Regions from separate parts of the Homo sapiens genome. Here region 1 is linked to region 2. Evidence: chromatin loops called from intact Hi-C (ENCODE). Cell type or tissue: mammary epithelial cell. All regions are shown on one strand. Each heading gives the region's core, and the rest is flanking DNA. Links, peaks and the distances in the headings are about the cores only.

The links. Peaks named below come from ENCODE experiments on the same cell type or tissue, not always from the same donor. Only the 100,000 strongest peaks of a DNase experiment are listed, where the experiment ranks them.
Region 1: a loop joins it to region 2, with 9 times the contacts of the local background. A loop is called at or near these places in 3 of 110 quality-filtered maps.

The regions. Positions count from the first base shown.
Region 1 is chrX:86,938,866-86,955,127 of GRCh38, reverse strand. No RefSeq gene overlaps it. Among named protein-coding and RNA genes, the nearest start is that of KLHL4, 570 kb to the left of the region's middle. In mammary epithelial cell, for the core only: a CTCF peak has its summit at 8,341; no DNase peak of the experiment used is centred there.
Region 2 is chrX:85,104,338-85,120,599 of GRCh38, reverse strand. It overlaps SATL1 (spermidine/spermine N1-acetyl transferase like 1), which reads left to right. Exons shown (of 8, transcript NM_001367857.2): 3 at 11,320-13,272. The coding sequence starts at 11,632. Among named protein-coding and RNA genes, the nearest start is that of APOOL, 110 kb to the right of the region's middle. In mammary epithelial cell, for the core only: CTCF peaks have their summits at 5,594 (motif pointing left), 9,058 (motif pointing left) and 11,201; a DNase peak (open chromatin) is centred at 13,029; H3K27me3 peaks cover 131 bases.

The DNA of each region.
Region 1 (16,262 bases), core at 4,925-12,924, 1.8 Mb before region 2:
TATATTTCTCTGGGTATATACCCAGCAGTGGGATTGCTAGGTCAAATTGTAGTTTTGGTTTTAGCTCTTTGAGGAATTGCCATACTGCTTTCCACAGTGGTTGAACTAATTTACACTCCCACCAAGATTGTATAAGTGATCCTTTTTCTCCAAAACCTAACCAGAATCTGTTATTATTTGGCTTTTAGTAATAGCCATTCCGCTTGGTGTTAGATGGTATCTCATTGTGGTTTTGATTTGCATTTCTGTAATAATCAGTGATATTGAGCTTTTTTATATATGCTTGTTTGCTGCATGTATGTCTTCTTTTGAAAAGTGTCTGTTCATGTCCTTTGCCCACTTTTTAATGGGGTTGTTTGCTTTTCTCTTATAAATTTGTTTAAGTTCCTTATAGATGCTGGATATTAGACCTTTGTCAGATGCACAGTTTGCAAATAATTTCTCCCATTCTGTAGATTGTCTGTTTATTCTGTTGATGGTTTATTTTGCTGTGCCAAAGATGGTAAGTTTAATCAGACCCCCAAAACAAGCAATGGTGAAAAGATTCCCTAGTCAATAAATGGTGCAGGAATAAATGGCTAGCCATATGCAGAATATTGAAGCTAGACCCCTTCCTTAAACCATACACAAAGATCAACTCAAAATGAATTAAAGACTTAAATGTAAAACCCAAAGCTATAAAAACCCTGGAAGACAGCCTAGGCAATACCATCCTGGACATAGGAACGGGCAAAGATTTCATGACAAAGACACAAATAACAATTGCAAAAAAGCAAAAATTGACAAGTATGGTGACTATAATTAACAATAATTTATTCTATATTTTCTAATAGCAAGAAAAGAGGATTTTGAATGTTCCCAACACAAAGAAGTAATACATGTTTGAGGTGATATATATGTTAATTATCCTAAGTTGATCATGACACGTTGTATACAGCTATCAATAAATCACACTTTATCTTCTGGAAAATTATTTTGTACCAATTAAAAGTAACTTAAAAACACGAGAAAGACCAAAAATACATGAGAACACTATTTCAGCACTATGGGCATTTTTAATTTTAACCATTATGATAATTTTGTAGTGGTATCTAATTGTGACATATTCCTGATAACCGTTGAAATCATATACTTTTCATATTTATTATCCATTTAGCTATGTACTTTTGTGGAGTGCCTGCTGATGCTTTTTGATTATTTTTTTTAATTTGGATTGTTTGTCTATTTCTTATTTAGTTACAGTCATTGTTTGTATGTTTTTGATATATTTTTTTCCATTACATTGTTTACAACTATCTCCTCCCACTCTGTAATTTAGTTTAGCTTTTTTTTTTAACTCTTGTTGAACAATGCATTTTTACTAGTGGGGTCTAAAGTAGCTGTTTCTTTTATAGTCAGCATTATTTTGTCTTGTTTATAAAATATTTATTTACTTCAAGATAATAAAAAGATATTCTCCTATGATACTACTAGAATTTTCATTGTTTTAACTTTGCTATGTACATATAGTAAACCTAGGATTGCTTTATTGTGTATTGTGTGAGAGTCCAATATTCATGTTTTTAAACTACTTTATTAAATAATATTGACATATATGAGGCTTAGATATTTAACATATGCAACTTGATGTATTTAGAGATAACTATACACCTTTAAAACCATAACCACAATCAATGCAATAAATTCAACCACCACTTCCACAAGTTTCCCCCATTTAAATTTTTTTTTATTTTTCCCCCTTTTGTGATAAGAGCACTCAATATGAGATCTATGCTCTTAGCAATTTTTAATGAATACAATATATTATTATTAATCACAGGCCCTATGCTGCACAGTAGATCTCTAGAATTTTTTATTTTGCATAACTGCAACTTTGTCTTCTTTGATAAACTTTGCCTCATTTTCCCATCCTGCTAGCACCTGGAAACCACCATTCTCCTCTCTACTTCTCTGGATTTGACTGTTTCATATACCACACATAGGTGAGATCATGCAGTACTTGTCTTTCTGTGTCTGACATATTTCACTTAGCAAAATGTCCTCCAGGTTCATCCATATTGTCACAAATGTCAATATTTCCTCCTTTTTTAAGGCCAAATTATACTCCACTGTATGTATCAACCACAGTTTCATTATACATTCATCCATTAATGAACATTTAGGTGTTTTAATAATCTTGGCTATTGCAAATAATGCTTCAATGAACATAGGATTGCAGACATCTTTTTGTGATCCAGATTTCAATTTTTTGGCATATATATGCCAAAGAGGAATTACAGGATCAAATGGCAACTCTATTTTTAATTTTTAATGGAATCTCCCATATTGTTTTCCATAGAAGCTACATCAGCTTACATTCCCACCAACAGTGTAGATGGGTTCACTTTTCTCCACAGTGTTGTCAACATATTTATTTAAAATATGGTCCTTTATGCATGCTCTTTAGAGCCATCTTTAACATATATCAACTGTCCAGATATGTGTTGTCTATTTCACAACTCTAGACTGTTCAAATGATTTATTTGACTATCTTCACCTCAATCCCACACTCTCATCTTTACTGTAGCTATATAATGAGTCTTGATACCTGTTGGTTCATCCTTCACTTATATTATTTCTGGTGCTCTATTTATCCAAATAGATTTGAAAATTATCTTGTTAATTTTCACAAAAACCTAATAGAATTTTGATGGGGATTGGATGAATATGACCAAGAAGTTTAGAAGAACTGACATCATTAAAATATATAGTCTTCTAATCTATGAATAGGCTATACTCCTCCATTATTTTATTTTTAAAACTACTGCTAGGGTATAAAATGCAATTGATTTTTATATATGGACCTTGTGGCTAGCAGTCTCACTTAATTCATCTATTAATTCTAATAATCTTTTATGCATATTTTTAAAGATTTTTACATACTGAACCATGTTGTCTGTGAATAAAAACTGTATTATTTCTTTTTGCAATCCTTATCTTCCAGATACCACCTTTTGTCGGAACTCGAGTCATGACTGACCCTCACTATACTGATGCTTTCTGACTGAGTTTCTCTCTACCCTAAATACAAGAGACTCTAATAGTTAGGCAGGAATATCATTGCCCCTATTCCGCCTGAAGAAGTTACAGAAGACGGATCTTTGCCCCTCTGCAACCCTTAAGATTAAGGGTTCTCTTATAAAAGGGAGAAGGGAAATGCCAGAGGCATGTGAACCAGAGCAACTCCATCTTAAGTAGGAGCTGGGTAAAATGAGGCTGAGACTTACTTGGCTGCATTCCCAGGCAGTTAAGGCATTCTAAGTCACAGGATGAGATAGGAGGTCAGCACAAGATACAGGTCATAAAGACCATGCTGATAAAACAGCTTGCAGAAAAGAAGCCAGCTAAAACCCACCTAAACCAAGATGGCCATGAGAGTGACCTCTAGTTGTCCTCACTGCTGCACTCCCACCAGTGCCACGACAGTTTACAAATGCTATGGCAACATCAGGAAGTTTCTCTATATGGTCTAGAAAGGGAAGGCAGGAATAATCCACCCCTTGTTTAGCATATCTTCAAGAAATAACCATACAAATGGGCAACCAGCAGCCCTCAGGGCTGCTCTGTCTGTGGAGTAGCCATTCTTCTATTCCTTTACTTTCCAAATAAACTTGCTTTCATTTTACTCTATGGACTCATCCTGAGTTCTTTCTTGCATGAGATGTAAGAACCCTCTCTTCGGGTCTGACTCTGGACTCCTTTCCTTTAACAGTCTTCCAATCTATGAATAGGCTATACTCCTCCATTTGTTTCATTGTTTTAAACTGTTGCTAGTATATAAAATGCAATTGATTTTTGTATATTGACCTTGTGGCTAGCAGTCTCAATTTATCTATTAATTCTAATAATCTTTTATGCAGATTTATTCAGATTTTAAATACACAACCATGTCATCTGTGAATAATAACTGTATTATTTCTTTTTGCAATCCTTACTTTTCATTTCTCCTTTCTCACATTATTACAGAGTTTACAGTTTGCCTCTTTGCCTAATGCCAATTCCACAAAAAATTCAATATTTTATCGTTAAAAATATTTAAGTTTATGGAGAAACTCTTTTAAATATTAATAAATTGCCATTGAAATTCTAGTGGCTAAGTATTTGGCTCATGAATGAATGTTGAATTGCATCCCATAAATTTTCTGCATCTATTGAGATTCTTACATTTTTTCCTTACTCTTAATATAATGACTTACATTAATTTTCTAATGTTAAATCAACTTTTCATTTCTATTATAAACTTGATTATGATATATTGACCTTTTCATATATCATTTAATTTGACTTGCTAATATATTTTGGATTTCTGCTTCCATGTTCCTAAAAGATATTTGCATGTTCTTTTCTTTTCTTGTAATGTTTTCGTCAGATTTTGGCATCATACTTTAATTACAAAGTAAGTCCTTAATTTTTTTTTATTATCATAAAATGTTTAGGTTAATATTGGTGTCATTTTCTTTCCTTAGTGGTCTGTAATAATTCACTGGTGAAGTCATCTAAGCCTGGAGTTTTGGTGGTAGAAAACTTCAAATTACAGAATTGATTTTTAATAGATAGAAAACTATTCAGACATTCTGTGTGCTTGTGTCAGTCATGTATAGTACAGTTTTCAAGATATTTATCAATTTTATCTGAATGTTTAAATGTATTCCCAATGTTGTTAATATCCTCTCATCTTTTAATGTCTGCATGATCAGTCACATTCCTAAAATTGTCATTTTATCTTTTTTTCTTTATCTTGATAATTACTTTATTAAGTAAAGGTAATTATCAATTATTTTTAAAGAAAAAACTTCTGAATTTTAAAACTCCTTGGCGTATGTTTTGTAGTTCAGTAGCTTCTGATCTTAATTTTTATTGTTAATAAAAATTATAAAATAAAAATCTTATTTTTACTGGATTTTGGCTTAACTGTTGTATTTTCCAAATTATTGAAATGACTATTTAGATTATTAAATTCCAATCTTTCTTCTTGTCTAATATATGAATTTAAGGCTATATATTTACCTCCAAGCATGACTTTAGCTATATCTCATTGTTTTATATGTTAAATTTTTATTAATTTCAACATATTTTCTAAATTTTATTATGATTTTTTGAAGCTATTTAAAATAATGTCTGTGTATATATCTGTGTGTAAGTCCTAAACAATGCAAAGAACTTAGAACCCTTAATGCAAATTTGTACCCTCTAACTACTGGTCTTTTTTTATTCATGTGTTTATTTCCCCGATTTCAAAATTCCTTTGTGTATGAGATTTTATTCATTTTCTGAAAGAAGCGACAGTATTTCATGGAGAGACATAGCAAGGTTCCAAACTGAAAACAAATAGATGTTAAGCAGTGATTAAGCATTTACTTTCAGAACCATGTATGGCCATTTTCCTATTACACTTCCACTCTCATTACCCCATATGCAAAAAATGTTGTTAGTGGCAGCGTTGTTATTTGTGCCCAGAATAAACTTGAGATGTCATCTCTAAAGAAAGGGAGTGCCTAATATTTTTAATTTTGTTGTGATACATCAGAAAAAAGAATGCACACACACAAAAAAGGCAGAAGTAAATTTCATTCTCCACAACAGAACTAGAGATGAGAAACAAATAGTAACTTTACCAGGAATAAAATAACCCAAAAATTATCACAGTGTCGAATATTTCTAATTTTGTTGTGACACATCAGGAAAAAAAAAGGCAGAAGTAAATCTCTTTCTCCACAACAGAAATAGAGAGGAGAAACAGATAGTAACTTTACCCAGGAAGGAAATAAGCTAAAAACTATCAACACTCAAAATCTCTTTTTTTTTTTTTTTTTTTTTTTGCTATTTGAGGATGTTAACACCTATCTAACTGCCACCACGTAACCACACATCCCAACGTGAAGTCTACCTCTGAGAAAAAATATATAAAATGCAATGCATATCATGTTTAAATATATATTAATAAATGAAGACTTATTGAGATACAAATGATTATATTAATGGCTACGATAATATATCCTAAACTATTAGCACTGGTTTCTTCTGTAAAGAAAAGTAGGAATTAATGGGAATTGACAGAGAACTTTTGTGTTCTACTCTATTTCTTTGTTGCTCAAAACTTTTACAACTAGAATGAACTTAGTAGATCCATATTTTATTTGTGTAGATTAAAAACATAATAGCATGATAACTTTAAAAATTGACCAACTAGTATTTCGTAGCTATTGTGTTCAGTTCTGGATTAAATATCAGTGTCATATTTTTAGTTGATTGAAATAAAAAGGAAATCTGCCATATTTTTCCCCACAGATTGAAGCTAATCATTCTTAAGCACAAATGAGCTGTTTCATATAATATACATGCTATATTAACTCTTTCCCTTCAAGATGTTTGAGCAAAATTTTATGTTATCAGTCAGAAGGCTCCATTTATTAAGGATTCCTTTGATTGCTGTAACAGAAACCTAACTTAAAGTAACTTAAGCAAGTTGTGATTAGGTCACTGGAAGATCTTGTCTTAAGGATAACTGGATTTAGCACTTCAAATGGTTTTAGGAATCTCTTGCCTGTATGGAAGGGAGGATAATCTTAGGCAGCTTCTAGGCTAACCTCACAACTTTGTAAACATAGAGAAAAACAGTTTCAAAAATTCAGTAAATAAACATTCTCAAACTATTTGGGGCTACAGATCCACTTCTGTTGGAGTAAGGGTGATTATTATCAGAACTAGAATTGATAATAGACATAAAATAGCATATATACACTACATACTTCAGAATGAGTCAAAAAAGCTAGCAACAGTAATCTAGCCCAAACTTTAAAAAAATAAGTAGAGTTATTAGCTAGAAACTGGTATAATTCACATAATCCAAAAAATGTGTTGAAGCCACATGTCCAAAATTTGAACCTGACTCAAACGAGGGAATATAATGCTTTCAGGATACTTTCTCCCTCTCTCTCTCTCTCTCTCTCTCTCTCTCTCTCTCTCTCTCTCGTCTCTAATTACTTTCAAACAATGCTTTACTTTTTTTTTTTTTTTTTTTTTTACAATGCTCTACATTTTTCCCACAGAGCAGCAGACATATCTGCTGCCAAGTCCAGGCTCTTGTTTTTGAAACTTTGTGGCCAGACAAAAAATAGACTCTTTCTTTTCTTTTTATTTATAAGCTTTTTAATCAATCAATTTATTTATTTTTTCTATTATGTTTTGACATCTTAGATGCAATGTCAAAACATTTCAGTAAATTACTGATATGGTTTGGCTCTGTGTCCCCACCTCAATCTCATGTTGAATTGAAATCCCCAGTGTTGGGGGAGGGACCTGGTGGGAGGTGATTAGATCATAGGGGTGAATTTTTCCCTTACTGTTCTCATGATAGTGACTGAGTTTTTATGAGATCTGGTTGTTTAAAAGTATGTAGCACTTCCTCCTTTGCTCTCTATTCCTCTTGCTCCAGCCATGTAGGACTTGCTGGCTTCCCTTTTGCCTTCCACCATGATTGTAAGTTTCCTGAGGCCTCCCCAGCCGTGCTTCCTGTACAACCTGCAGAACCATGAGCAATTAAGCTTCTTTTCTTTATAAATTACCCAGTCTCAGACAGTTCTTTATAGCAATGTGAGAACGGACTAATACAATTACACTTAACATTATGACCTCTTTCATACCTTCACATTTTGAGTCAACCACTTTGGTAACATTTTGAGGAGGTCCTATAATTTCTATATTGAGTATCATGACTTCCTGGTAATTAGAAAGGGTGAATTGGGTATGTGTAAACAAGAATCAGTAGATATACATACACTACAGATATATCAGTAAGCTTTAAGTCTTAAAGTGTGCAATAAATCAATGTAAATATTTTATATATAAAAATAGTGTTAAGGAGATATGAAACAAGTTAAAGACTCTGGTAAAAAAATATTTTTAGCTATCTTTATTTCACAGATTATTGCCTGCATGTTGGAAATAAATATTTTGAGGTAAAAATTACAGTTACATTTTGCATGTTTACTTCACTGTTATAGTTTTGTGACTTTTGAGTAGAAGATGTTTATTTTGTTGCTTTAAGACTTATTTTCCTTTGAAAATACTTAAATTATGTTTCATTCTTAATTATAATTTTATGTCCACTTGCCAAAGCACTTTCCATGAGACTATATTTTTAGTTTTATAACTCAAACACTGGTAAAATACTGTCCTCTTGATCTAACTTTGTTTTATGCAACACTACTAGAATTAACCTATTCTCTGAAGTAAGAGCTACCAGTAATTCATTAATAGACTAGTTTTTGACTCATCTTCACTCAACTTAGTTTCACATGGCTACCACTAAGCGGCAGTGTAGCAACATTCTTCTGTGTAGTGTTGCTCTCACTTATTCCACTTCACATTTTGTTTCCTTTAAGAATGTCAAAGTTTTTTATTCATTCTATTTTTTAAATGGATGGGACAATGGTATTTCTGGTCTTAATTTCTGTTTTTAACTTTCAATTTTAGCTAACATTTCTGTAATCATGCAACTTATGTAATTTGTCAATTTTTTTTTGTAGAGAAAGAAACTAGTAAATCTGGTTTGCCAGCCTTTTTTTCTCTAGCTGAGCATGACAATGGGATAGTTAATTTTAAACTGGTTTTGGTACTGTCTTAGAATCAAAGCCTAAGCTATTGCTCCAGTTAGTAGAACCCATATGTGTGGTAGCCAGAAGAAAATTTGCCTTCAGTATTTTAGCCATCACATAATATTACTTCTGGAAAAGCCTGGTGGTACAGTTCACTAAGTTGAATTTTCTGTATTAATAATTACCAAATATGATCTCTGACACACTCAGAGTGCCAGAAGACACCCTAAAGATTATCCAGTAGTCCAACTCCCTCATTTTAGAATGAGATTTGATCCAAAAAATGTTCAGATTATTAGCTGTGTTCGCATATCCAGTTTATGGCAAAATCAAGACTAGGGCTGAGAAGCTTTCATTCTCAGTCCAGATGTTTTTATAATTGTTATCTCCTTGAAACTTGGGTAATGATATATGATCCCAAATAACTTAAAACTAATATTTGCACAAATGGTCATGTATTGGTCATATAAACAAAAACTTCAGATTAACTTTCTTCCCACTGGGGTAATCAGTGTTGAGAAGGCATAGACAGAAAGATCTAATTTGCCATCCAAATTGAGTATAATTTTTCTTAAGAGTCTATCATTATGTTCAAGTTTATCATTAGGCTTCACAAAGACATATTTGTAAAGTGTTTACATCTTCCAATTTGTATAGACTAACCACAAATAAAGAGTACATATAGAGTTGGTCTAAAATTGTGTTCCTATTATAATAAAAACAATTTGTTCTCTTCAACACACAGTAGTTGGATACTCTCACTCTTACATGGTAGGGTAAGAGTGTTCGCATTAGGTTTGTCACACTCCTGCAGCTCTTCTCTTGTCACAATTTAATTCCAGCAAACTATGTGTGGGTTTAGTTTTCAGTTTTGAGGTTTTAAACTCAGGAAAACAGCAATAGTTTTTTTATTAACTAACAGTAAATCATAATAAAACCTAGACCAGCTGTTCCCCTGACCAGCATAAGGTGGTACTGTGAATGTAAGTTTAATTTCTGGAACTCCATGGGAAAAAATTCAAAAAAGGGCTCTTTGCCCTTTGTTAATTGCAAGATAGAAATTCCAACAAAGTGATGAGGAATATGATTATTTTTATGAATCACTGCAGAGTAGCAATAACAAAATACCAACGGGTAAAAAATACTGCCTCAAAAAACTGCAATTGTGTGTGTATTAAATAATAATTCTCACTGAAATTAATGTAGTCTACCAAAATTTGTCATATTATTATTCATAATATTGAAAGATTTTGACGTTACTTAAAGATTTGCATTTTTAAAAATTTTAAGAGCATATATAGCTGTCTGTACTCCACCACTGTTTATTTACCTTGAATACAATTTCTGTACTTTTTGAGATTCTTGTTCTCTTACTCAGACCCAAATTGTCAATATATAAAAGCTAAATTGCTTCCAAAAACTGATTGCAAACAGATTCAGACCAAAAACAAATCAATCAAGTAGAAATGATTCTTAGATTACTAACAGTATATTATGCACTGAACAAGGTTCAAAGTTTAAAAATGTTTTCTGCATTATATTTGCTAATGATTATGTTGTGATTAGTTGCGAACCAAGCAGGCAGTGTATGTTATGTCCAAAATGAACAAAGTGGAAGGCAGATGGGTGAAAAGGTTTGCAGATAAATAAGTTACTTTAGTCTGAGATGGCCAAAGGTATCCTTCAAATGATTTAATCCCCTACCCATCTCTTAGCAGTTTGACATCCTCTAAGTTCTAACACAACCCTATCTCCCCCTACTCTACCTGCCCTGTCCAGTACAGTAGTCACTAGCCACAAGCGTCTGTCCCAATTTAAATTGTATTAACTAAAATAAATATAATTACATATTAAATTCCTCAGTCACACTGGCCATATTTTAAGTGCTCAATACCAACATATGACTAATGACTCCTGTATAAGACAAGGCAGATTATAGAGTATTTTTACTATTGAAGAAAGTTCTATTCGATGGTGCTGTGAGTTTACCAGTTAGCTTAAATAATCTCACCTGCATCATGTCTCATCTACCACTGATGACTACTTTCATGTCTCTCTCTATACCTCAGTTTCCTCATATGTTAAATGAGAACAATAATAGCTACCACATAGGCGTGCTGTGAAGATAAAACAAAACAATACGTTTCAATATTTTTTAAAGTACTGGACCCATAGTAGACCCTCAATTATTTTTAATGAATGAGAAACGTCTTCATTGTTGTTAAGAACAACACTATTGAACTCCAGCGCTGTATATTTAACAACCTACTAAATATCTACATTAGAATTTCATACAGGAACCTCAACTCAATATAGCCAAAGCGTAATAATACAGATCAAGACTGTCTTATGCATAATCACCATTTGAATATCTGAAAACAGCCATTATTTCTACCCTTGCATTACTCTGTTAAAACTACTTAGTCCCTTTAATATTTTTGCTGATGTTTTCTAAACCCCTATCATTTTTAAATGCTCAGCTTAAATGTCACTTCTTTTGTGAAGTTATTCCTGTTTTTTATGACATCTAGTAATTTGTTGAACAAACCGTCAACTGCATTCGCATTCTACTTGAAAAGTTTTGCCTTTTTGTTCACTTCCATTATTAGAACACAAGTTACCTGACCAAAAGTGCTGTTTCTTATCATGACATTCTTAAATGATAGCACAGATCCTATCACAGAGTAAGGACTAGCCAAACCCTGTTTGAATGAATATTTCACATATAAGAGGAGCTTTGAACTATGGGCCAAAAGATTAGTAGAGTTTAGATGGTGGAATAAAGGGCAAAAATGCCATTAGTGAAGCCATCATTGTGTGCAAGTGTAAAGTGCTTTGTGGGGGAGGGAGTGAATAGGCCAGTTTCCTTGGAGATGATGATTAATTTTGGAATAAATTGTAAAATGAGTAAGAAAACATTTTCTGAGTTTGAAAGAGAGGTCCACATTATCCTATAAGCAGTGGGGAGTCATGGTGAATTGGGATGGGGAAAGTAACATTATCAAAGCAAACTTTCGGCAAGATTAATCTGGAGATAATGGGATAGAATGGGTTGGGGGGACACTACAGGTGGTGAGATCAGTTAGAAGACTATTGCAGTGATCCATGCATGAGGTCATAACATCTTAGAATAAGACGATTGTGATGAGAAAGGTGAGATGAGAGAGAAGTTGATGGAAAAAGAAAAAAAAAGTCCAATATAATGAAAAGTGAGATGTCTAATGGGGAATATGGTTGTAAAATGAAGGAAAATATTTGGTTTTAGAAATACTTTGACTGAAGTACCTGATGGTCAGAGCTATGAAGGAAATATCCCACATTTTGTGCATATCCCAGACTGAAGCTTAAAAAATTTTTAGCCTAGAGAGATGGATTTGGGAATAGAAAACTTTGTATTACACATTATTAAAACCATAAGAATATAGGAGATATTTAAAGGTCAGAGAACATAGGAAAAAAATGGTCCTAGTACTGAATCTTGGGAAATGCCTGTATTTAGAATTTGGGCAATGGAAAGATGAAGCAATGGAAACTGAGAAGGAACATCAGAGAAGTAAGCACCATTTTGTGCTATGAGTACCGCAGATATTCCATTCTCTTAAGGCAATGATTCTCATTCTAACGAAATTGGTGAAAATCTGATATCGTTGGCTTAATTTTTTAACAATGCCACAGCTCTCCACAAAACTAATTATATTTTTTCTAGTAGGCTGATCAACTATATCTGCTCTGTATTCATTCTTATTTCCACTTCCCTATACTATTATCCATGCTGTTATTATTTCTCCTGAAAAATTTTCTAAGTTACTATGTTATTTTCTCTGAATACTTCAAATATATCACTCCACTTTCTTCTTGCCTGCATAGCTTCTGAGAAGTTAGGTGTAATTCTTATCATTGTTTCCCTTTTTTCCCCCTCTGACTTCTTTCAATATTTTATTCTTTAGGTTTTACTTCTTGAAGTTTGAATATGAAATGCCTAGATGTAGTTCCCCCCTACCCCTATTCATTCTATTTAATATTTCCTGAGCTTTCTAGATCTGTGGTTTGATATCCAACATTAATTTGGGGAAATTCTCAGTTCCTATTGCTTCAAATGTTGCTTCTCTTCCTTTCTTTCTTTTTCTTCTGATTTCTCACTTCACAAATATTTCACCTTTTGTAGCTGTCTCACAGTTCTTGGATATTTTATTGTTTTTCTTTCATTCTGTTTTCTCTTTGCTTTTCAGTTTTGGAAGTTTCTATTGATATATTCTCAAGTTCACTGATTCTTTCCTCAGGTGTGTCTACTCTACTAATTAGCCCATCAAAGGCATTCTTCATTTCTGTTACAGTGTTTTGATTTTTGGCATTTCTTTTCAATTTTTTCTTAGAATTTATATTTCTCTGCTTACATTATCAGTTCTTTCATATTGTCTATTTTTTCACTGGAGCCCTTGGCATACCAATTATAGGTTTTAAATTTTTAAAACAGAAAAGCATAGAGATTTACTAAAAAGTTACCTGATTCTATCACCCAGAACAAAATGTTTTCTAAACCCCTACCATTTAAAAATGTTCAGCTTAAGTGTTACTTATTTTGTGAAGTTACTTCTGTTCCTTATGACATCTTATAATTTTTTTCTTAAATCAACAGTTGTATTCCTCATGCTACTTAGGAAGTTTTGCCTTTTTGTTAATTTCTATCATTAGAACATTAATGTTTCAGTGTATACGGTTATTTCTTTTTATACATTTAAAAATATAGGTGATATCATAATTTTTATACATTTAAAAATATAAGTGTCTAAGTTTTAAACATACAGGTTTTTCTCAGTCCAAAATCAGTATATATTATTTGTAGATAATGTATTATCTACTTAAGCAAAATGATAAAATATAAATCACTATATTCTTTTTAAGCAGGGAAAATGTGTGATCAATATTTATGGGTATGTGTATCTTTTCAGGTGTGTTTATATCTAAGTTTCTGTGTGCTTACATATTTTAATGTAAATGTATTGGCTATATTATATAACACACCTTTCCTCATACTATTGTCTTTAATTAATTTTGTAGTACAAGCAATAGAAAAATAGTTCGAAGTGCTATGGGAGATAACATGAAGAGACGGTTGGTTATCTATGATCCTGTAAAATTCAGGATAAACTTTTAAGATGACAGAAACAATTATTAATTTGCTTGTCGATAAAATTGATTATCACTTCTTTGAGAATAGTGGAATTTATCTTTACTTTTAGGAATTCCACACATGGTGTATCTCAAGAGTGAAAAAGTTAGCCACTATAAAGCAATTGCCAGCCATGTATCAGATTCATTCTCTGAGATCTTCCATTACCCACTTAGAATAAATAAGCCTTATGGGCATTCAAGCCAAAGCTCAGGGATTTCTCCAATTCAAAGAAATTTTTGAAACTAAATTCACCATATCTTTTTTCTTTTTATCAATGACTAAAGAAAACAATGACACCTCACACTCTGGACATCTCTAATGCCTACTGTGTATTTTCTCATCTCCGCTAATATCCCTCCCCTATCTCTCACCTCAAAGTATCTGAAATACTTGCTATGTTCCTGTCTCCATCTTTCCTCAAAAAACATTGTTTATTTGAAGTTCTCTTTAGTGGAGACTGTTTAACATTTCTCACCCATGGCATCCTCCTTGGTCACCATTATAGTTTACTCTCTATCTCATTAGAACAAAATTCTTTGTGCTTTAAGGCCCATGCAATTTACTCAGACAATTTTCTTCCTCTCACTGTCACTATGATAAACCACCTTGGACAATCATCCTCATTTAGCTTAAAACTCATTCACTTATTCAACAAAAATTTTAACACTATTTTCTAAGTCAATGGCCATTCTAGGCACTAGGCATTCTGCAGAAAACAAAACAAATTAAGTTTTACTTTCTGTTGGTTTCCATAACAACACTTTCTCCTGTTTCCTCTCCCTCTCCCCCAATGACATTTTTAAAAATCTGGTTCTAGGGCATCTTCCTCTGCTCAGTTTTAACTCTTGTTCTCTGTATGTCTTATAAATCAAGTGCCATGTATATGCTGATTACTCCCAAATTAAAATAGTTGACTAAGAATTATGTATACTCAATAAATTTGTGGGCTTAGGTTTGAGTTTGGTGCTTTTCCAAAAACTAATAACTATCACCTCATTTTAATGTTCATGTCCCTCTTTTTCATAAACAGCAACCATAGGTAATTAGCTTTTCCTGGTAAACATCATTCAGTATGCTCCCACGTATTTCCCCTTGCATATATAAGACTACATTGTAGTTCTATCTATCTACATGATAGAACCAAAATTAACCTGAATGAATGCATTTTGTTATACTATTAGTGTATTTTAATAATTAATGTTGTATATGCATAAACATTGATTGTTCCTTAGAACAATTAAAAATAATTTAAGTCGTTTTTCTGGACATTAAAAACATGGTTTGTCTCAGCAGGTGAAACCGCGTTGGTAACCACCATTTTAAATTGACGTAACATTTTACTTATTATTCAATAATTAAATTACCTTTTAAATTTTTAACAAATTTATTATTTCAGAAGGAAGATTATCATTTCTTATTATTTTCAATAAAAATTTATAACTTAAATGTATTAGTCCTAACATAAACCAGTTCATAGAATGAGTGTTTTAGTTCTTTTTATTTTATTTTATTTTTATGTTTTATTTTATTATTATTATATTTTAAGTTTTAGGGTACATGTGCACAATGTGCAGGTTTGTTACATATGCATACATGTGCCATGTTGGTGTGCTGCACCCATTAACTCGTCATTTAGCATTAGGTATATCTCCTAATGCTATCCCTCCCCCCTCCCCCCACCCCACAACAGTCCCCAGAGTGTGATGTTCCCCTTCCTGTGTCCATGTGTTCTCATTGTTCAATTCCCACCTATGAGTGAGAATATGTGGTGTTGGGTTTTTTGTTCTTGCGATAGTTTGTGTTTAAGTTCTTACTGTGTGCATAATATTGTATTAAGCATTATCAAGTAATGGTACCAAAACAATACAAGAAGTATCTTCATAAGTTCAATGAGGTGAAGAGTTTGAATTTATCCGTATCATTATTTATTTAAATTGTGAATTATTATTTAAGCTACTGAAAACTATTACACGGGACTAATCTTGTGTCAGCACTGGAAGTTGGAAATGATATAAATCAAATGCAAATCTCAAAGAACCACTTGAATAACTGATTTTGTGAAAATTATCAGTAGTTTTCTGTCTCTTTTTAATTATACCCTAGCTACCAAGATAATACACCTCCTTAATGATTTGGGAGTATGTCCAACTCCTAATAACTTTTATACATGTTTAATGATATTTAATATTTTGAACAGGCTTTATGTCTAGAACTCTTCTTGGCCTACTCAATTAGTCTATTTGTGACAGTTCAGACTCAAGATTTTGCAATTTTTAAATTGTAGCTAGGTCAATCAACACATTCATCCTTTGATTAGAGGGCAAGATTATTTTATTTTCTGTTCTCTCATCACTTTCGGGTAAACAAAATTTATGTAAACCTAACAAAATACTCTTAAGCATCCTCATTGACCCCTCTAATTGCACAATTTTTTTCCTCCAAGGTGTCATCGA
Region 2 (16,262 bases), core at 5,156-13,155:
GAAGCAGGATTCTCTCATCAACCACCATTAACATAAACTCAATTTCTGGAAATGCAGTTCCTCTAACTTTGTTTCCTGCTATGTTGGATGTTTCCCAATAATCCCAAAGTAAACCAATTTCTCAATTTCATCAAACTTGTTAGCTCTTTTTGGTCCCTTTCATCCCAAAATTACGTTCCTCTGAACAGTTTTTAAATTTACCTCTCAATTTTTCCACAAATATCACTTCTTCATTGGAAGTACAGAAAGACTGGTATTTTTCCTCTTTTGGAGCTGGGATTTCCTTCTAAACCGGGGACATTCCAGAAAGACAGTAAGTAAATAGTCAAAGGTTAGTAAGATTTGTGAGTACAAATAAAGGGAATATAAAAATTTCTCTGGGGTCACAGCTGTAGTATCTGCCCCATTTCACCTCAACCATACTGTGGAGAGACAAGCTTTCTCAAAGTACTAGCACAGGAACAGGGATATTTGAAGAGACTAAAACAACAAGATTACAGTAATATTTTGTTGGGTTACTAGGCAGTTTAAAAGGAGGACTATTTGAAGGAGAAAAAGCGGGATTTAAATTAAAGTTCTTCATAATTAAGACTCAAAGTGAGAACAAGTTACTTCATAAATATATGCTGAATTATCCTATTCTAGTACTTGAACATTTTTTTATTTTAGCCTTTTATTCGCTTAATTTAAGAAGACACTAAACTTCATTTTATTCTTGGTTATTAAAATAAAAATACCTAGATATTTTAAGTATCATTAATTGTTACTAATGGTATCCAAAATCCCTCTTAAGGATAGTTTTTCTCCACCAATTTCCTCTGATTCTCCTTAAAGTATTTGAGGAGCTAAAGTAAAACCAGATTTTTTTAACATAAAAAGTAGGCTCTAACTTGGCATTCCCTGACTTACATATCAAATGCAAGGTATTTAAGCATCTTAAATAGGGCCTTTTTCTAGGCATTGTCAACTGATATTTTTACAAAAAGCCTCCAGAGTTTCCAAGAAATATTTAAAGCGATATTTATTTTAAAATGTATTATACAAATATGTTTCCTGGAACATTGTTTAATGCCACAAAATGGGAAACAATTAAAATGCACATCAAATATGAGATTGGTTAAATAAATGAAAACATATACTTAAGCGGTGAAGTGACAGCATCTGATGGAGAGCAGTGGGCTCTGGAGTCATACTAGCTCTGAATCTGGAACCTGGCTCAATCATTTTAAAGGTTTATAATCGTGGGCACATGATGTCTACTTTTTCCGCAATACTTTAGTTAAAGTTGCTTACCACACACCAGTCTTGTATTTGCGGTAGTGCATTTGGGGGCATGAAAGTGAAGGGATGAGGATCACATGTGAGCAGAGGTGCTGAAAGAGGACAACAGTGACAGGAGCTGAACCCAGGGACTGTAGCTTCTCTAAGCCTCAGTTTATTTATCTGTGAAATTGGGGTCCTTATGCCTAACTCATTGTGATGAATAAATGGGATTATGTATAAAAAGCATTTGCCATAGTACCTGGCACTTGATTAATGTTTGGCATTGCCTCAAACAGCTTGGCACATACTTAATGTTTAATAAGTATTTGTTGAATGATAATAATTTTTTGAAATATTATATGTAATGCTATGGATCTGTGGAAGACTAATGATATATATATGCCAATATTTGTTTGCTTATAAAAATGTATTTAATTAACTTTAGTTGACAAAACTTGTATATATTTATCGTGTACAACATGCTGTGTTGAAGTATGTATCCATTGTGAAATGGCTAAATCAAGCTAATTAACATATGTATTACCTCAGATACTTATCATTTTTGTGATAAGAACACTTAAAATCTACTCCCAGTGATTTTCAAGAATACAATATATTTTTCAGTGAAAAAAAGCAACTATGACTTCAATTTTATTTAAAAATTCATTCTATGTATTTAAAAAGAAAAGAGTAGAAGGATAGTCACTGAAATGTAACTAGTGGTTATCTCCAGATAGGATTCTAAGCAATTTTTCATTTCTATTTTATGTGTTTTGTAAGTGACCTAAATGTCTTCCAATCTTCTGGAGTCACTTATTTTTGTAATAACAAAATGTCTTGAGTTTCCATCCCAGGTAACAAGATTTATTCTCTTTACTCAGCCTTCCTTCTCCAGGGTTACCTTCTTCTTATAAACCTGTTCATGACTCAGTCCAGGCTCCTCATCCCTTCACTTTCATGCCCCCAAATGCACTACCGCAAATACAAGACTGGTGTGTGGTAAGCAACTTTAACTAAAGTATTGGGGAAAAGGTAGACATATTTCCAGATAGCACCAAATAGGAAAACATTTAAAACTGAATATTGACATCTTAAAGATAACCTTTTACTGGCTGTTTTGTGCCCTAGGCCTCAGCCTACTACCCGTTTTGCCAGGTTCTGCTCCTCATGCCAAGAGCTCTGACCTTACATTTAACCCCTCTTCTCAGCCTCTTTCTCTAGACTGCACTCTGGAAAAAAAAAAAAAAAAGCTAAGTTCTTTTTTTATTTGCAAAACAGTTTCATTATCAGCCCCTATCCCAGACTAGCCCCCAGATCCATCTTGCGTTTCACAAAAGGTTACTGCTGGATAACTTTTATAAACAAAAAAAGTCTTTTGTCCCTGATCTCCACCCTTAGCTAAGCAAAGAGACAGCAAAAACAAAGAGAGAGATTTTCCCTTAATTGAAAATTTGCTGATGATATCTGGAAAAGAAGAAAATTCAAATTCTTGAGTGTGCTTTTTTCCAATTACAACAAACTCTAGAGGTAATTTTCTGTCTACCTGTCATAGATATTTTCTACAATGAACATGCATTCTTTAATAAAATATAATACAGTAAATATTACTTTAAAAAGTAATTGTTGCTTATGGATGAATATCTCTAAAGCACTTCAAGTTCTTATTTCAGAACCTATCCCACTTGTCAGCTCTGTTCCAGTCTGGCTCCTTGCTTTAAGGTCTCCTTCCCCTAACCTTTCCTTTTCTCTCCCTTTCTCTCTCTCTTCCTTCCTGTTTGAATCTTACAGGGGTACCAAAAAAGCCTATGAACTTAAAAGGGAGAGAAAAAACAATATTGGCTCTGAGGTAAGAAGATTCTTACAAATTTAAACTCTGCTTGCTCTAGATGAAGATTCTACAAATGCCTTTCTTAATCACAAGTATTTATTTAGATGAAACCAAGCCGGAGTTGTTACCAGTGGCAAATACATGTGGGTCTGCAACAACCTCAATTCTTGCCTCCTCAGAAGAAATAATTTGACTGAGGGAAATAAGGCAGAAGGAGAGACTGAGGCAAGTTTTAGAACAGGAGGGAAAGTTTATTATAAAGCTTTAACGTGAGAATGAAAGAAAGTAAAGTACACCTGGAAGATGGCCAAGTGGGCAACTTGAAAGATAAAGCACACGGTTTGACCTTTGACTTAGGGTTTTATATGTTGGCATACTTCTGGGGCCTTGTGTCCCTTATCCCCTGATTCTTCCCATGGGCTGGGCTGCCCGCATGTGCAGTGGCCTACTAGCGGTTGGGAAGGGAGCACATGCAGTATGTTTACTAGAGTTATACGCATGCTCACTTGAGGCATTCTTCCCTTACCAACCAAATGTTCCTGGAAGGTCATATGCCAGTTAGACACTACTATTTTGCCTCTTAGTGCACATGCTTGAGCCCACATGCCCAACTCCTGAGATCTTATTGGGAAGCTGCTGATCATCAGTTTTGGGTTTTTCTATCTATTGGGAGACTGCCTTTCCCTGGTGCTGGCTGTGACCAATTATTGTTTTAGAGACTACCTATTATTGGAGTAGGTAGGTAGACAGACATGAGCAGGGCAGTAGAGACCCCCCAGCCCTCCAGGAATGTCAGGCGACCATCAGGTGATGGTCAGTTGGTTGTTAACTGTTTCTCTGAAATACTGTCTCTCCTGTCTCTCAGAAGTTGAGTGAGTGGGCTCAAGCATACACATTATAAGGCAAAATGGTGGAGTCTAACTGGTATATGACCTTCTAGTAACATTTGGCTGGTAAGGGAAGAAATGGCTCAAGTGAGCATGCATAGGATTCCACTGCACATGCAGCCCCTCCCGAGTGCTAAAAGGCCACTGCACATGCAGAGAGCCCACCCTAAGGGAAGAGTCATGGGAGAAGGGTCACAAGACCTCAGAAGTATGCCAACATATAAAACCCCAAGTCAAAAGTCAAACCCTGTACTTGATCTCTCAAGTTGCCTGCTTGGCCCTCTTCCAAGTGTACATTAATTCCTTTTGTTCCTGTGCTAAAGCTTTTTAATAAACTTTCATTGCTGCTCTAAAATTTGCCTCAGTCTCTCCTTCTGCCTTATGCCTCTCAATTCTTTGTTCTGCAGACCCACATGGATTCACCACCAGTAGCATACGTTGATGCCATGCGACTGGGATATAATCTGCTGCTAACATACTTTGGTGTCATGTGACTTGGATACATTTCCCAGTGGTAAGACACCTCTCCACTTCACTTTATAGAGGCATGTAACCTCTATACTTTTCATTCTTTGGCTAGAGGTGTTCAACCCCCATATGCAGTTTTCTTCTCCCTATTCACTCTCCTGCCTACTAACCAACCACTAGAATGATTCCTCTCAGCCACAAATGGCTCTGCTCCCCCTGGCTGATCTCAGCTCACCCTGATGTGTGGCTTTCAGGGGTGGTGGGAAGGATCCTGGGGTCCACACTGATTAGAACTGAAACATTAATGGCCCTCCTGGACAGGACGCTCATGAGAGTGGCAGAGCGAAAGCCTAAAACTGTGCAATGTCTGGGGTTTCTTCAGCTTGTTCAACTAAAATCGGCTCTTTCCAAAGAACCCACGCTGCCTATTTTCCTGTTCTCTCTGTGTGTGTTTTGAAATGGCCTTGTGCACCTGCCAGAATGTACACCTTGGGGGCAAGTCTGCCTTTTCTCTAGTTACACTTCACATGCCATGTGACTTCTTAAACACACATTCCCTGTTATTTTTGCACCCAGAGCTCTTGCCACGTTTTCTTGGCAGCAAAAACATGGGCTCCTCTGTGGATATCCCCTGAGATTTATACCTGTTTTTAACCTACCAGCTCAGATGACCTCCAACCCTTCTCCTGTCTTCTGGCACATTGCCAGGACAGACACTAATTGGAACCCCAGCTGTCCCAGCTGTTTATGACTTACCATATACTTTTCATTCCTGTTATGCCACAGGGCCAAGTATTCCAGTGGCTTTTGAAGCAGTTTGTCTGCCTGCATAGGGCCTCACTCTGTTGCCCTTTGAGGAACTCACCTATTTGCTTTTTTTGAGTTAGCCCTCCTTTGGGAGGAGGAGAAATCCTTCCTTTGCCATTTGCAAGTTCTTACCTCAAGCCCCAAGTACTGCAAATTTCCCTCCATTAGGTCAAGAGGGCAAATAAACTTTACCCTCTGGAATCCAAGGGCTGCTGTTTTTTCAAGCATTTGAAGGCTTTCCATGAATATTCCTCTCACTTCCTTCCACTTCCTCCTGTAGCCTCCATTTCTCTAATCACTTCCAACCCCTTCCCAGTATGCATCAAGACCTTCAAGTTCATATTCAAAGGGAAGGAAGTCCAGCCCCCTTGTGGCAGTTATTTAAAAAATAGGCTACTCATCTCCTTAAAGATCATAAGATATGGGAATCAGACAAAAGAGATAATTCTGCTCTTTGACAGAAAATTGTAAAGGGTTATAAAAGTTTTATAAGAATCCTACCTTATGGTCAAACTGATTAAGATTGTATAGATTTGTCTATAAGATTTTATTAAGAACTGGGTTTGACATCAATAGTACACTAACGCAAAGGTAAAATCTGGCTTTCTTTAGACTGTATTTCTATAAATGTGTTATTGGTATGCGTTTCAAAGTTATGCAAACCTTCTGTAATTCTGATATAACTTAGTATATGTTGTGTTAAATTATTGTGTCCCACAGAGGTAACACATTTCCTTTTCAATTTTGTCTTTGACTCTCACTGCCCTAAGACTTTTTGTTATCCACAGACAATTGTTGTCTTGTTTTAATCCTCTTAAAAATGTGGTTTTATAATCAGCTATAGAACTTTAACGGTTGCTCTCAAAAGCAGGTTTCTGATAACTTTGGAGATTGTGACATTAGAATAGAGGAAAACGCTTTCAGAACTCTCATGGAGAGCTAAAACGTTCATGAATATCAAGCAGAGCAGGACTGCATGCAGTGAACAAATAGAGGACTGAAATAATCCTTTAATGACTTTTTGCTTAAAATGTTGCTGATCCTTTTTTTCAGAGTCAAGAAAACATTTCTTTTGAGCTATTTAGAGCTTTTAACAATTGAGTACAGTATACTCTTATAAATAAAATTTGGAGCATATTGGTTCCTCTCTACCTGGTTTCTCAGTAATTTGGAAACTGTTTGTGAATATTCTTAACTTATAACAATACAGTTATTTTTATAAGTGCAATAAAAATCTGTTTTCTTTTGTAATGGGACAAAATTAGAGCCACTAGTAATTTTACCAAATCTTTGACTGGAACAGCATACTTTCTTTTAAGGAATCAAATGTAACTTAGAGAGCCAATAAAAGTCTCTTGTGAAAACCGGCCTCATACCCTGTATACACAGTCCCTGTACATGGTTACTAACCTGTGGTAAGTAAAGAATGTCACTTTCTGACGGGCCCAGGGATCCCAAGTTATCTTAGGATCTCAAGAGGAGAGGAATTTACACAACTCATATGGTATTTGATGGCACCCACCTATGGCTGGGCTTAAGGTTTTAAAAAGTCTTATCTGAGATTTCTTATGGAACAAAGTTCCATCAAAGCCAATTTTAAAAGGAGCTTATATGGCAAATAATTATTCTTGCTGTGCTTTATGCAAATAATCAAGCCAAGTATAATAAAACTAAAGCTTATTTTGCAAAACAAGTCAGTCTTATCATGATTTGTTTTTAATACAAATGAGGACTGGAGACAGAAAAATTATGTTTAAAAAATATAGTATACGTGTTATTAGGCTCTAGACTCATCAGTTGTTTCTGAGTTTTTGTCTGCAATGTAGACTAACCCTGCTTTTTCCTCTGAACCAACTAGTGATCTCTCCCTGCAGCTCAGAGGAAACAAAAGGGTTGGATAATGCAAAAATGTGGATCAACACTCTAATTCTGGGCACATATTGAAATCAGCTAGCAACCCCATGCACCTAACTCTTAGCAGGCATTACTGCAGCATGTCGGTAGCCTCAGGATTTTTTTGAGCTATCTGCAGCCTATTATTCTGGTTTGACATTCTTCTAAAAAATAACCTGATTTGTCTCCTCTTGCCTTCACGCCATCACGCTCCAAATGATCCTCAGTGAGGGATATCATCCTCTCAATATTCAAGAGTCACCCTTTTACAAAGAAACCCTAGACTACCCATCAGTGGGACACAACAGAGGCATAATTCTGCCCCTGACTCCCTTGGACCTAGCTAGATACCACTTTCACTAACCCATGGAGCCACCCTGCCCTGACAGGTAGCAAGAGTCCAAGACCCACAGAACCACCACCACCAGCCCCGCGCTGTCAGAAGGAAAAAGGAAGCAGTTACAGAAGACTTACTTTCATTCATTTTCCCCAAAGAATTAGGGTCTTGAACTCTTGATGGGGAAAATGTTACAGTAGTTAGTCAGGCAGACATGAGCAGGGCAGGAGAGCCCTCCTGACCAGGAATGTCAGGCGACCATCAGGTGATGGTCAGGCAGTTGTTAACTGTTTTGCTAACATAATAATTGGTCACAGCTGGCACCAGGAAAGGCAGTCTCCCTATAGATATAAAAACCTGAAACTGGTGGTCAGCATCTTCCCAATAAGATCTCAGGAGTTGGGTGAGTGGACTCAAGCATGCGCATTAAAAGGCAAAATGGCAGAGTCTGAGTCTAACTGGTATATGACCCTCTAGGATTATTCGTCTGGTAAGGGAAGAATGCCTCAAGTGAGCATGCATACAACTCCAGTAAACACACTGCACATGCAGCCCCTCCCAAGCGGTAGCAGGCCACTGTGCATGTAGACAGCCCCGCCCAAGGGAAGAATTGGTGGAAAAGGAACATAAGACCCCGGAAGTAAGTCAACATATATAGACCTAAGTCAAAGGTCAAACCGTGCGCTTCATCCCGCAAGTCACCTGCTTGGCGCTCTTCCAAGTGTACTTTACTTCCTTTTCTTCCTGCTCTAAAGCTGTTTTTTTGAGACAGAGTCTGATTCTGTTACCCAGGCTGGAGTGCAGTGGCACGATCTCAGCTCACTGCAACCTCCACCTCCCAGGTTTAAGCGATTCTCTTGCCTCAGCCTCCTGAGTAGCTGGGATTACAGGCACCCACCACCAAGCCTGGCTAATTTTTTGTATTTTTAATACAGACAGGGTTTCACCATGTTGGCCAAGCTGGTCTCAAACTCCTGACCTCAACTGATCCACGCACTTCAGCCTCCCAAAGTGCTGGGATTACAGGCCTGAGCCACCACACCTGGCCTCTAAAACTTTTTAATAAACTTCCACTCCTGCTCTAAAACTTGCCTTGGTCTCTTCTTCCACCTTATGCCCCTCAGTCTAATTCTTTCTTCTGGGGAAGCCAGAATTGAGGTTGCTACAGACCCTTACAAATTTGCTGCAGGTAACATACTTCGTTGTCTCATGATTTGGATACATTCTGCTACTAAAAGTGTCTGGATTTTACTTAGCACCTACAGAAAAAGGGGATTGTATGTATTATAGATCTCTGAGGGGTGGCTTCATATGTTACATTAATTCAAAACATTTTGGTAGAGCAGACAATGCATGTACATTTTGAAGTTTTAGAAAAAGAATTTGGGAAGTCTTGGCCTACAAACCTCACTACCTAAACTAGATCTTTAATAAAATAGTATGTTAAAACTAAAATTAGGCTTTTATAAATTTTCTGTTAATACCTGGAATAAAAGAAAACTTCAAATTAAAATAAACAAGCTTACAATATTTCTTAGATTTTTGGTTCCTAAACTGGATAACACTGCCGCCTTGTGGCAAAGACTGACTACTGAAGCTTTTTAAAAAATAGTCTATTAAAAACTATGTTTTCCCTGATGGTGTACCAATTAAAGTGGATTTTTGAATGTTTGATGGAGCCAGTCTTATTCTGAGTTTCCAAGATGAGACAAATTGTTCTAATAAGTAACTTTAAGCAAAAATGTATTTTTTGTATGTTCCGTTAAAAACACAAATGCATTATGTTCAAACCCAATATTATTTAAAAATAACAAAAAACAAATATCTAAATAGTCTTCAACTCATGTAAAGAAAATGCAAAATAAACTCATTAACCAATTCTAGATTATGAAACTGCATTTTTCTAACTTTACTTATTAAAGACATCAACCAGAAACCTATTACTTGCCTCTTCCTCTAAGAAAGTAAAAGACAAACTTCATCCATTCTCACAACAAATTATGCAAATTGTTTGATTTTGTAAAGTAAACAGCAAAATTATCTCATCTCTTTGCCTGCATTTCAGAAGAAAACAAAATAACTGGGTTTTCCTTGTTTTGTCTGGACTTTTAGCTGTGTGACCTATGTCAAGTTACTTAACCTCTCTCAATCTGTTTCTTTACTTGAAAAATGGGGATAAGACTATCTCCTACCTCATTGGATTGTTATGAGGATTGGGTTAATACAAGTGTTCCTTAGAACCATGCCTGACACCACAGAAATAATTCACTAAATATTAGCTCTTGTTTTTATTATAAGGTAGATGGAAAGCAGCAACACACATACATCTAATTTGTATTAGGCTTGACATAGTTCCGCGATGTGACTTGATTTGCTTGTCATGCTAAGATGGGCTCTCTAGGTACAATTTAGAGCTAGCATAGGCCTAATAGTGATTGGGGTCTCTAATTTAAATTGAAAGCTTCTATCTATGGGATGGGCCTTGGATACCCATCCCCATTCCTCCGTTTACTACACTTGGGGAACTGAGTTAACTTGACTTCCAGTTTATTGATAAAATGGGGAACAACGGTACATGCATCACAGGGTTATTTTGATGATTAAGTGAGATAATACATATGTAAAGCCCTTATCACAGCGTGAGACTTAGAACAGCCTCATCCAAAGTTCTCTGGTATATTTAAAAAATAAATAATATTCCATCTGAAACAATATTAGAACCAGTTATATAATATACATTGTTGAGGAAGTAAGCCAGCAGTTAAAATGATGGGAGAATGAATCCTGCAGAGGGGAGAGGTAAAAGGACAAAATGCCTGACCTCACAGATATGAGGATGGAGAACGAGTGGAATGTGTTTAAGAGGCTGGACCGAATAATAATAAAAAGCCTGGAAAGATAGATCTGGGTCTGAATTCAGGCTCTCCACCAACTTTTACGAAGCCTTGGGGAGGTAACCAAATCTTTTGAGTCAGTTTTCTCAGAATTGGGGATAATAGTGTTGATGTGGATTGAATAAGAAAATGAAACGTACATTCCACTGAGCCTAGGCCATAAAGGAACTCAGTAAATGTTGGCTGTAGCTATTATAATTACTATTATTTTTGAGACGGAGTTTCACTCTTGTTGCCCAGGCTGGAGTGCAATAGTGCGATCTCAGCTCACTGCAACCTCCACCTCCTGGGTTCAAGCGATTCTCCTGCCTCAGCCTCCCGAGTAGCTGGGATTACAGGTGCCCACCACCATGCCCAGCTAATTTTTTGTATTTTTAGTAGACATGAGGTTTCATTATATTGGCCAGGCTGGTCTCGAACTCCTGACCCCAGGCCATCCACCCGCCACGGCTTTCCAAAGTGCTGGGATTACAGGCGTGAGTCACCACGTCCAGCGCAGCTATTATTATTTTTAAAGACGTAGTATCTGCATTCGAGACTTGAGCACTTCATCGGGACAACTAGTTTCCAGTGTAAGTGAAAAATGAGGACGGAAATAGGAATTGAATTATTTGAATAATGGGATGAAGGGAAAGGGAGGGGAGTTGCGGCAAGTTTCTTTGAATTGGCTAAAACAGCAGGGACTCTTGGGAGTGCCAAGCATAAGCTCTGAGACTCATTATAGCCTCTTGCTTCACCATTTTAAGCTCTTAAGAGAGGATGAAATAAAGTGGTCAAGCGAGCCCTGCTTTGCCCCACCCTCACCACACGGGGGAGCACGTAGGCACTTTGATACCTGCATTGTGACCGCCATTATGATGCAGTGACCATGCAGGGGCGGGCTGGTGGTTATACTCCTCCAGGATCATTTTCGTCTTCCCTTTACTTCCCCCCTTTTGGCAGGGAAAGGCCAGATGACAACCTGAAACTCAGCCAAGCTTGCAGCTGTGGTCGCTGGTGAAGTCAACTCCAGCAAACCGGAGGCATTAATAATCTTCCTGAGGTGCTCCTCTCTTTTTCCAATTCCCACCTTGATAGAGGGGTATCTCAAAGTGGGCGAATCAAATTGAGAAGAACTGGGAACAGCCAACAACCTCCCACCACAGCACAGTTAAGGGATTCTGTTCCATCAAGACAGCCATCAGCCAATCAGTTGTCTGCCAACCCATCATCTGCCACCCCATCCTTAGTCAACAAAGCAGGAATCAACTGGGCATGAACCAATCAGGCACGAACCAATCAAGTTTATCAGACTCGAACCAAGCAGGCATAAACCAGCCAAGCACAAACTCACTTGGTATGAACCAAATGGACATGAACCAAGGGAGTGCAAGCCTATATGAAATGAACCAAGTGGACATGAAACAACCAAGCATGAGCCAAGCTGGCATGAGGCAATCAGGTACAAACCTACCAGACATAAACCAACCCGACATGAAACAACCAGACACATGGCAATTAGGTAGGAGCCAACCAGGCATGCTGCAACAAGAACTGAGCCAACTAGTCCTGAGCAAAGCAGGCATAAGCCAACCAGACCCATCGCAACCAGGCCCAAGCCAATCAGGCCCCAGCCAATCACGCATGAGGCAAATAGGCACGAACCAATCAGGTATGAGCCAACCAGTGATGCAGCAACTAGACAGCCAGTCAGGTGGGAGCCAACCAAGCATGAGACAAGTAGGCACCAGCCAATTAGGCACAAGCCAAATAGGCATGAGCCAACCAGGCACATGGCAAACAGGACTGAGCCAACCAGTCCTGAGGCAACCAAACATGAGTCCACCAGGCATGTGGCAACCAGGCGTGCAACAACCAGGCATCAGCCAGCAAGTCCCAAGCCACCCAGACATGAGTCAACCAGGCATGAGCCAGCAAGTCCCCAGCCAACCAGGCATAAGGCAACCAGACACTAGCCAATCATGTAAGAACCAAACAGACATGAGCCAACCAGACGCAAACCAATCAAGTTTATCAGATTCCAACCAAACAGGTATAATCCAGCCAAGCCCAAGCTTACTTGGTATGAACCAAATGGACATGAACCAATGGAGTGCAAGCCTATATGAAATGAACCAAGTGGACATGAAACAACCAAGCATGAGCCAAGCTGGCATGAGGCAATCAGGTACAAACCTACCAGACATAAACCAACCTGGCATGAAACAACCAGGCACATGGCAATTAGGTAGGAGCCAACCAGGCATGTGGCCACAAAGCCTGAGCGAACTAGTCCTGAGTGAAGCAAGCATAAGCCAACCAGGTCCACCGCAACGAGCCCCAAGCCAATCAGGCCCCAGACAATCAAGCACGAGCCAAGCAGGCACAAACCAATCAGGTATAAGCCAACCAGTGATGTGGCAACTAGACATGAGACAGTCAGGTGGGAGCCAACCAAGCATGAGACAAGTAGGCACCAGCCAATCAGGCACAAGCCAAATAGGCATGAGCCAACCAGGCACATGGCAAACAGGCCTGAGCCAACCAGTCCCGAGGCAACCAAACAAGAGTCCACCAGGCATGTGGCAACGAGGCATGTGGCAACCAGGCATGAGCCAGCAAGTCCCCAGCCAACTAGGCATGAGACAACCAGGCACTAGCCAATCAAGTAAGAACCAAACAGGCATGAGCCATCCAGGCAGGGGCCAACCAGGCATATGGGAACCGGGGCCGAGTCAGCCAGGCCTGAGCCAACAAGACCTGAACCAATTAGTGCTGAGCCAACCAGGCCTGAGTCAACCAGGCAGGAGCCAACCAAGTGTGAGCCAAATGGGCATGAGGCAAACAAGCATGGATTACTTTCAAATAAGACATGCAGAGGCTGGAGACTGCCCAGAAATTTTGCGACTGATTAAAGTAAGCCTATTTTTATTACATGGAGCCTCATGGCATTGGTGTAGGGCTGAAAGAGTAAGGGAGGCATAGTTGGGGTTCGAATTCTGCCTCTGCTAGTTATGTGTTCATAACCTCTGGTAGTTACTTAACCTCTTTACTCTTCATTTTCTGCATCTAAAATCAAGATTATAACAATATATATCTCAAAAGATTGTTGTTATGAAACAATAACATAAAATGATTACATATAAATTGCTTGGCATATAGTAAGGGGCTCAAAAAGTTATAGGGGAACCAATTCCTGGAAATTTTAGGGACTGAATGTGTTCTCTTTCCTGGGGAAATTTTAACTTTAAAAGAGTGTCTTAGAGAAAAGAAATGCTTACCTTAAACAAATGACCCACCGATGATAGAATTTCATATTTTAGTGGCTAGGATTTTGCGGTAGGGAGTCGCATTGCTTCTAAGGCCACACCTACTTGTAGAAACTGATGATCAGCTACCTAAAAAACAATATTCACATGCAACAAATTTTCCATACATTTTCAGACAGTTCATTGATCACTGAAGCCCATCCACAGACAGCCCCCAGGAGCCAAGGAGCTGGGTTACATATTTCTCATTTAAATGTTTATTTTAATGGCTCCCTTGGAAATCATTCCAGTTAATTAAAGGGACAAGCTATCTAGTAGTCACAGTTACTGTGCTGAAGTTCTGTGGTGCTGAAAGCACTCATTTATGTGATGGACAACCTACAGAATTCCATATAAAGCTGTAAACCATGTTCTTTATGGAGTAAATATGTGGCTGGAGCAAGGCATAGATTGTAGATACGCAGCCCTCATAAGTGTTTTGTAATGAAAATGTTTTAATAATATCCTCACTAATATATTTAAATCTTATCTAAATCAGGCCAAGTTTGTGTTCCCTTTGGAGAGTGTGTTTTAATGGCCAAAATAAAATACCCATAGTTTTCTAGTGAAATCCACCTGTTGAAGTGATTCTAGGCCTGGTTACAGATCTGTAAGAATTGGGTTACCTATCCTTTTATGGCTTACATTCTATTCCATTTCCACAAATTCTCACATCATTTCTCTAACTGGCATTAATCTGAATGATTAGATAACCTATCAAAATACTATGCCCAAGAGATTATTACAGATCCACATTCTTCCAGGTGGTAGAAAACATTTTTTAAAGAGTTTTTTGTAGTTCTAGCATCTGACACTCGGTCGGCAATTAATAAATTTATTGTTGAATGACAATTAATCTCTTTACCTGGACAAATGCACTTTTCCTAGCTTTCCAAGCAATGCCCATTGTCATCACCAAGGGAATAATACATCACTAGATTACCCCATTTCAATGAAACTATCTGAAGGGTTTCTGGCCACATTTACTTTTTAATTTGCCACATGTATCTGATAATACATAAGATGTTTATTGGGAGTAATTTTAATGAGTATTCATTGTGGAAAAATAATAGAAAAGCTAAATTACTCTCTCACATACATGTATATAGTGACTAATTGGCTTTGAGTTTTATGTTCTTCTTAATATTTTATGTCCATTTGTCCTAACTCCTGTTCATTGCTAAGTTTGCAAAACATTCTCTCCTTGCAGAGGAGTTTATTAGAGTTTGCAATCACAGTAATTGCTTAGCTGAATATATTACAGGTTTTATTGACTGTCCCATTCCAAGTATCCTCTGTATGAACTCATTTTATACTATTCTCAATCAGCACATCACAGCATTATTTGGGAGCCTAGTCATTTCATTGCCAGGCAGCCATACTTCTTGCTTACCAGAATTTCTAAAGCTTTTTATTGTGGTGGTCCTTAAAGTGTGGTTTTGGACCATTGGTGAACCACAGATGGTGCTGGGTCATATTAATATTTTATTTTTGTTCATTATACAAACATTGAATGCATATTAGGGGAAGATTATATACCAAGTAGTATAAAAGATATAAGGATTCTTGGATTACAGTCTCTCTCTACCCTCAAGGAGCTTACAGTGTCTTAGAGGAGGTATCGACATAAATATTGTCCTCCCTGACCAATCCATTCTCTACACAGCAGCCAAAATGCTTAAAACTCCATTGAGCTTCTGGTTGCCTTGAGAATAAAATCCAAACTTCTTACTAATGCTCTATGTAATCTGGCCCTTGGGGTTCTCCTGTATTTTAAAAGCTTTTTTCCATTAAAAGTTTAATGCAATTCCAGTCAAAATCTCCAAATTTTCACATAGAAACATTTTAAAAATTCAAAAAAGAAGAGTAATGAGGGGAGATGATCTATACCAGATATTATAAAACTGTAAGTAATTAAAATACTATGGTAACTAGTGGAAAGATAGATCAATGGGACAGAATGGAGAGTCCAGAAGTTCTCTTAAGTATGCAGTCAGCCTTCTGTATCCATGGCTTCTGCATCTGTAGATTCAAACAACCATGGATTGAAAATATTTGTAAAAATTGCAACCGTACTGAACATGTACAGACTTTTTTCTTGTCATTATTCCCTATACAATACAGTATAACTATTTACATAATATTTACATTGTATTAGATATTGTAAGTAATCCAGAGATGATTTAAAATATATGAGAGGATGTACATAGGGTACATGCAAATACTCTGCTATATAAGGGGCTTGAACACTCTCAGATTTTGGTATCCTGGGGCTGAGGGAGCAGGTCCTGAAACTAATCTCCCATGGATACAAAGGGATGACTGTAAATGAGGATGTAGTATATGATAAAAGGGACATGTCAAGTCAGCCAAGATGGGTTATTCAGTAAGTGCTGTTGGGACTATTGGGAGGAAAAGATAAAGGTGAAATTGTACCTAACTTCTTACACCAAAAAAAGTTGAACAAATCAATTATTAATATTATGATCTTAAAAAGAAAACGAGTGAATATTTTTTGCTTTTCAAGCTTGAGATATAAACCATGAAGGAAAGAACCTGAGTATGTAAAATAAAATGATATAGTAAAAAGCCACAATA